Linked DNA regions of Homo sapiens: region 2 is linked to region 1. A link is a contact called in ENCODE Hi-C or POLR2A ChIA-PET data. All regions are on one chromosome and are shown on one strand. The core of a region is the stretch at or near the end of the contact, and the rest is flanking DNA. Distances in the headings are between cores, read along the strand shown. Region 1 overlaps PELI2 (pellino E3 ubiquitin protein ligase family member 2). Region 2 overlaps LINC02284 (long intergenic non-protein coding RNA 2284).

What was found. Hi-C counts contacts between places; a loop is a spot of excess contacts on that map. ChIA-PET counts read pairs that join two places held with the same protein, here RNA polymerase II (POLR2A). Pooled maps may share reads with other maps.
Region 2: a map of K562 shows a loop between it and region 1 (2.2-fold over the local background). The contact joins two enhancer-like sites. A Hi-C loop is called at or near these places in 1 of 168 maps with a recorded cell type or tissue (K562), 6 of 37 single-sample maps with no recorded cell type and 6 of 50 pooled maps. POLR2A ChIA-PET finds 5 or more read pairs at or near these places in 1 of 52 experiments (activated naive CD4-positive, alpha-beta T cell).

Annotation. Positions count from the first base shown.
Region 1 is chr14:56,215,261-56,218,384 of GRCh38, reverse strand. The region is part of intron 2 of PELI2 (pellino E3 ubiquitin protein ligase family member 2); the gene reads right to left. Among named protein-coding and RNA genes, the nearest start is that of LINC02284, 94 kb to the left of the region's middle. Within about 2 kb of position 1,569, at least 2 of the 41 ENCODE cell types and tissues checked have a DNase peak (open chromatin) inside an H3K27ac peak, as active enhancers do.
Region 2 is chr14:56,338,604-56,341,727 of GRCh38, reverse strand. All of the region lies in intron 5 of LINC02284 (long intergenic non-protein coding RNA 2284), which reads right to left. Among named protein-coding and RNA genes, the nearest start is that of LINC02284, 29 kb to the right of the region's middle. Within about 2 kb of position 1,432, at least 5 of the 41 ENCODE cell types and tissues checked have a DNase peak (open chromatin) inside an H3K27ac peak, as active enhancers do.

The DNA.
Region 1 (3,124 bases), core at 320-2,819:
TCTAGTGCCATAAGGCATAAATAAGAAGAAAGTGCAATTCTTGGCTTATATGTTGAACACTAGACTAGTCTGCTTAATTGAACATCAGAACAGACAAAAAAAATTCTCTAGGTGCAAAAGCTGCTAGCTACTTTTTAGAAAAGGTTTACATTATTTGAAGGGAGATGTGCCAGAAAACAATGATAGATCACAACTACCTAATCTGGCCAAGGAAGGGACAAAATCAGTCTCTTCTTTGGTAGACCACTGGCTATGGAGTCCAGCAAAACAGGGCTCAAACCCCAGCTTTATCACGTATTAGCTACATGATGTTGAGCAGGTGTCCTCATTATGCCTCAATTTTTTCATATATAAAATAGGAATAGTTAGAATACCCAACTTAATGAGGTGGTTGGAGGAATTACAGGAGGTCCTATGTGAAAAGTAGTTAGCAGAGTGCTTCCCTGGTGAATGACCCTTCATAAATAGTAGCTCTGTATTAGCTGGCTGAGCAAGAGCCTGACTAAACAGTATTTGCTAACAGATCTGCGAGCTGGTGAGTATAACACTGTATGGAGCAGGCAGAAGGGAAAGGCAATCCTACCACGGAGAAGTGACAGCACGTTGGGCCAAGAGAGGAGAGAACAGAGAGATGACTGTCAAAATTTTAAAATCCCAAAGGTTAGAAAATAAGAAATAAACTGCCTTTTTCTATTACATGTTTTTGCTTTTCCTATAATGAAATGTATGTCTAGCTTTTAATGTGGAGCAGAATGAAAGGGTATCAAATGTTTGTTTAATGCAAACCTCAAAAACTACACAGTTTCCTGATGCAGTGAGTGGGGTGAAAAGAATGACCCAGGCTTGGCTGTCACTCAGAAAGTGGCAGACGGGGGACCTCTGGTGGACCCCTGGCCAAGCCGGACGCAGTCCTCCCCTCACTGCCAGAGGAGTCCTCCTCTTACAACAGCAGAATACGAATCTCCTCTGTGAGATTAATGGTCTCTGCACACCTGATGATGGTGGGTTAGACACTATAATCCTCTTCTGTGTTCTGGTTATATGCCCATTCCCCTCCCAGAAGACAGGATCTGCCCACAGGCCTGCCAGGAGGTGGAGGGGGCAGGGGCGCTGGGCTGCAGACCACAGGCAGCTACGTGAATCTGGGCAAAATCCTTACCCTACCTTGGCCTCAGTTTCCGTTTCCTCCTCTATGAAAAGGGGAGACACAGCTAACATTTTGGCCTCACAGGACTGTTGTTATCCTCAGATGAGAGATGCAACTATAATGTAACAAAAGAATGCAAGGAAATCTATTTTTAGAAACAACAGTCTGTTTGGAAACACTTTCCTTAATGTATTTAACACACTACTACACTCACAGTGAATGTTTAAAAAAAAATAACTTCTAGAACTCAATTGAGATGCTGACAAAGGACTAAATAATTTAGGACATGTTTGGAAATGATTAAATTCTTGAATTATTATATAGGTAAGCAAAATTATTCTTAGGGACAGTGTAACATTGCATGCTAATCAGCCTCAAGAGAAGCAGTAACTGTCAACAGCTCGTGGCACACAGCCAACTGTCTGCGGGGTAAGTAAAGAAACTGAATTAGCTTTTTCAGGGGAGCCAGAACACTGAGCCCTGATGACATGAATCCTGAAAGCAATGGAACTCTGAACACAGCCTTTGCCTACAGAGTTTTGCTCTTTTCTTGTCTCTGAATTAAGTTAAAATGAATGCCATTGCCATCAGTTTATAACCACATAGCAATGTTCATTCAAAAACTATCATCAAATGTATGAAAACTCGGTCACTGCAAATAAGAGAGTTAGAATTTGACAAAAATGATACAAATCCTGTGAAATATCTGCCTTTAGGAGTGTCTGTGCTTGCAGCACAGAACAGCCTATGTCTTGTTGGGTATGAGTATGTGTGTTTTACAAAATAACAGTGCTGCTCAAGTATCCAACAACAGGAGCTCACACTTTGCTGAACAAGAAGTTTAATATACTTTAATAATAAACCTGGAAATGAACCTAGAGAACAAGATTGAACACAGTGTAACTTCACGACTGGCTTAGAAGATAGAAAACATAAAACAGAAAAGAACCTTAACAAATAACACTACAATCACACATGTATTTTCCCCTTGACCTTGAATAGCCTCTGCCTGACTCCCTGGCCAAGGAGCCCCACAAATGTAAAATCTGAACCAAATAAAAGATGATTTCATGGGTACACAAAAAGCAAATACATAAACAACTGCATGAAGTTTTTTGTATTTACTTTTCTATAATGCTGACTAAAAAATAAAGCAACATTAAATGCTACCTTGAAAGCTTAGAGATGACATCTCTGCAAAATATAAGCCAGATTAAGCAAATTCCTGAGTAGTACTGGCATGTATTTCCCAGATAAAAATAAAATCATATTATTAGCTTAAATGTGATATATATTCCACCACATAACAACGTGAAATGTGACTACAAAATAAAACTGCATAATTTCTATAACCCACTGTAGTGTCATTACTTTGCAGTGACACTGTTTTAAGCTACTGACTAAAGCTCACAGCATTAGGTACCTAAATTCCACACCGCTGGTGACAGTGACAAGACCTGACAAGCATAATTAAACAATAGTGAGTTCAATTAAAAATCTGATTTGCAAAACTGGGCTATACTTCAAGACTCATTCTGATTCTCAAGACTCAGTTAATTTTGAAATTAAAATGCTCCTTAACTCATGTGTTTTGCTACCAAAATGTAGAGTTAAATTAAAATAGTATTACAGTTGAACACCAAATATGAATTTCCAACAATTGATTTAAGTTATTTTGTTTCTAATCATGTCTTTTAGTCTTGGTTCATGAACTAATGATGTTTTGAAAAAGCTATAAGTAAGTCCTAAATCTAAAAGACAAGTATTATTTCCTTCTACCTACCTATTGAGGAAACCCCAAATCATGTGAAAAGAACATCAAAGTCTATTCCCTCACAATGCATTCAGCAGCATGCTCCCCCGGCGGGCTTTCCTGTGTGTTATGTTTCGCTACAGCAACAGTATAGGGTTGTCTATCCTTAAATGTCCAAACCCCTTGGTGCCCATGAAAAGGGTGTAGCCTCCAAGACACATTAA
Region 2 (3,124 bases), core at 183-2,682, 120 kb before region 1:
GATGAATGAGTCTCAGTTCCTAACGTCAAGGGGTTCAGGGGCTACCAGGGAAAACCGACATGTAAAGATGTAGGTAGATCTGTAAAGAAACGTCCTGGAAACCACAGAAGTAATTGTCTCTGATGGGTGAGGAAAGGCTTTCTTTTCTCCTTGATACCTCTCCTGAGTGCCTCTGGTTGCCTCACTTTGGCATCTCATCTCTGCCCTGCCCACTCTGCCCAGTCCCCCTTGGGTATTGACATTTCTGCTAATATCTCCCTCTCTGCACTTCAGATCAGACCTCCAACCCCTAAAGTTATGATTGCAGGTCACAGAGGACAGGTTTGTGCACATAGTACTAATTTTTTCAAATATCTTAGCCATGAGCAGTTATTTTGTAGAGTAAATCAATGCTAATTCTTTAGAGCAAAGCAACATTAAAGTCTTTTTCTTTTTTTTTTTTTTCCTGAAGCACATTCTGAAGATTATAATCTACAAAGAGTACTAAAATGAGAAAGGATCCCTGGGCCTAGCTTGGTACTAATTTTTATTCATCTGATTTATAGAGTGGGTAGGTGAGGTAATGTCCTCCTCATCTCTGGACTGGGGATATGCTGACAGCTCCATCCATCAGGCAAGCTGTCAGAGCATAACGCTTCAAAGAAGCTGTTAAACAAAGGTCCAAATGGCTAACACTTCTAGGAGATGAAAAAGCAGAAGTTAACCTTAGTGTCCAGGGAAAAGTATTTTGCTCATCTAGTAGAGAAATGGATGTAGCAGTAAAGTCTTTAGACAAAGGTATTAGAATTTAAAGACAAATTCCAAATACATGCCTGGATTTCTGCTGCCTTTATGATTCTGGAAGCAATTCCTGGTTAAAATGTATTGATAAATAATCAGCCAGCAACGTTGATCTCACTGAAACTAGGATCCATCTTCATTAGCAAATTTAAGGATCACTTATGTCTATAAATATAGGGCAGAAGAAATAGAGGGGATGTAATCCAAAGTCCGCGGTTATGCCTGTCCACCAAGGAGCTGGATTGCAGCTGGTGGTCTTTAACAATTAGGGGCATGAGAAGGACAATGATCATTTACACAATGACATTAATAGTGTAGTTGGTGACCATTTTATGGTATCTTGAAGAATTTTAGGCACATACAAAACATCCAAAGGACATATTTTAGCTGCTAGGTTTAGTATATTTTCTTTCTTTCATTTCAACACCTTCAATGCCTTTCAACAGTTTTAGATCCCTCTGAGTTTTAGATCATCCAAGTTCCTCAAGGACAGAGAGAGGTTCCATTAGAGCATGACAGACTCATAGAACGACCTCTTTTGAAATCTAGGTCACACAGACAGCGAAAGTATCTCCAGTGGTCTCAGAGATCCTGGCCATGGCTCGGGGCGTGGAGAATAGCTTCAAGAATGGGGGCCTATGCAAGAGGGCCCTCAGCCGGCAGATGGCACTACAGTGTTTGGCAGTCTGAACTTCGTGCGTGCTCTTTAATAAGGGCCTTTTCTCATCATTCTACTCAAAGTGTTGTAATTCCCTCTGATTGTCTTCTCTGCCCTCATTTGACTTTGCTGAGTCATTCCATGCTGTGTCATGAAACTCTGTGCTGCTGCAGGAGACTCAGAAGAAGCTCTAAACACTTTGTGGCTGTTGGGATAACTCAACATGGGGGGCAGGCTGCCATGCCAAGAACCCCAGTGAGGGTGGCTGAGGAGAGGGTCTATGTACGGGGGTAGTGTGAACCCGAGGGTGATGAGGGAGACATAGCTTTGGGTGGCTCTAAGCCTCTCAAAGCATTTGAAGACTCCACTCTAAGTGAACCCTCCACCTCCCCACCTCTCTCTCTCTCACTCCCCTGCCCTGACCCAAAGGCTCCAAGTATCCATATTGCATGGGCAAGTGCATTCTCCTACAGGAAAGATGGGGATGCATGTCAACCTCATAAGCCCCACATAGAAGGGAGATTTCTATCTCCCAGCTGTGCCTGTCTCATTTTGCTTGGAGAAAGAAGGGGATCACAGAGGGGTGGATCACATGCTCCATAAAGGCAAATATTCTCCCCTAAAGAGAACCTCTTTGCTCCCACTGTTGGAGTTGGTGTCAAGGTGGAGTGGGGATGGGAAAGGATATATTTTTACAATCCTCTCCTAATGTCTAAGGAGGAAGGATCCCAAAGAAGATCCCCTAGTTGCTGAAGGAAGATGGGGGTGTTAAATTGATTCAGGTGGGTGGATGCAAATTGGAAGGGGGGAGGACACCTAAATTATTCTACATAATCAGAGGAGGAAAGAGATCAAGAGAAAAACTGGTGGGAGGCAGGGAGGACAAGAGAGAAGGAGACAACTAAGGTGGAGATTTTGATGAAGTGTTGTGTAGTGCAGCGTTTGATATATTCTCTTCTCCATCTTTCCAGAAACAGCCTGGAAAACCGACATTACCAAATAGTGCTTTACGAGTTCTATTGAGGTGGGGAGAAATGAAATTTGAGGAGGGGTTCAGTCTTGGGGAAGTGTTTGTGCGTGATCAAAAGGCAGGAGCAAGAACTGCCCGATGTGCTACGCCAGAACTGAACAACGTGATATAACTAGTGAAGAGTGAGGGACAGCACTCCACTTGGGTCTACTATTGCTATGGCCAAGGTCATTTTGCAGTGTCAGGGCCACTCTCCAGGTGAGTTATGGGGAGAGACCACAAAGAACCTGGAGAGATAGCATGTTTCATCCACCTCTGCTACTCTGCCAGTGATCTGAGAACAAAAGGCCCTCCCAGCCTAAAAGCAGGAATTTAGTGGGGCTCAGTGGAAGTGTTTGTTTTGATAAGAAGCTGCTTTAAAGCCACCATATGTTTGGTTTGATGGTGACACATGGCTGTAAGTGCAGCCTGGGCCCAGATACTAGCTTAGTCAGTGGTTCTCTACGTGTAGGCCCTGGTCCACAAATAACGATGTCACTTGGGAACTTGATAGAAATGTCAACTCTCAGACGCCAACCAAATCTGCCGAACCAGACACCTGAGAGGTAGGGCCCAGTGATGTTGTTAAACAAGTCCCCTTGGTGATCCTGATACATCCTGACATTTGAGAATAACTGGATTATGCAACAATTCTAAATGTTTGGTATCTGAACCCC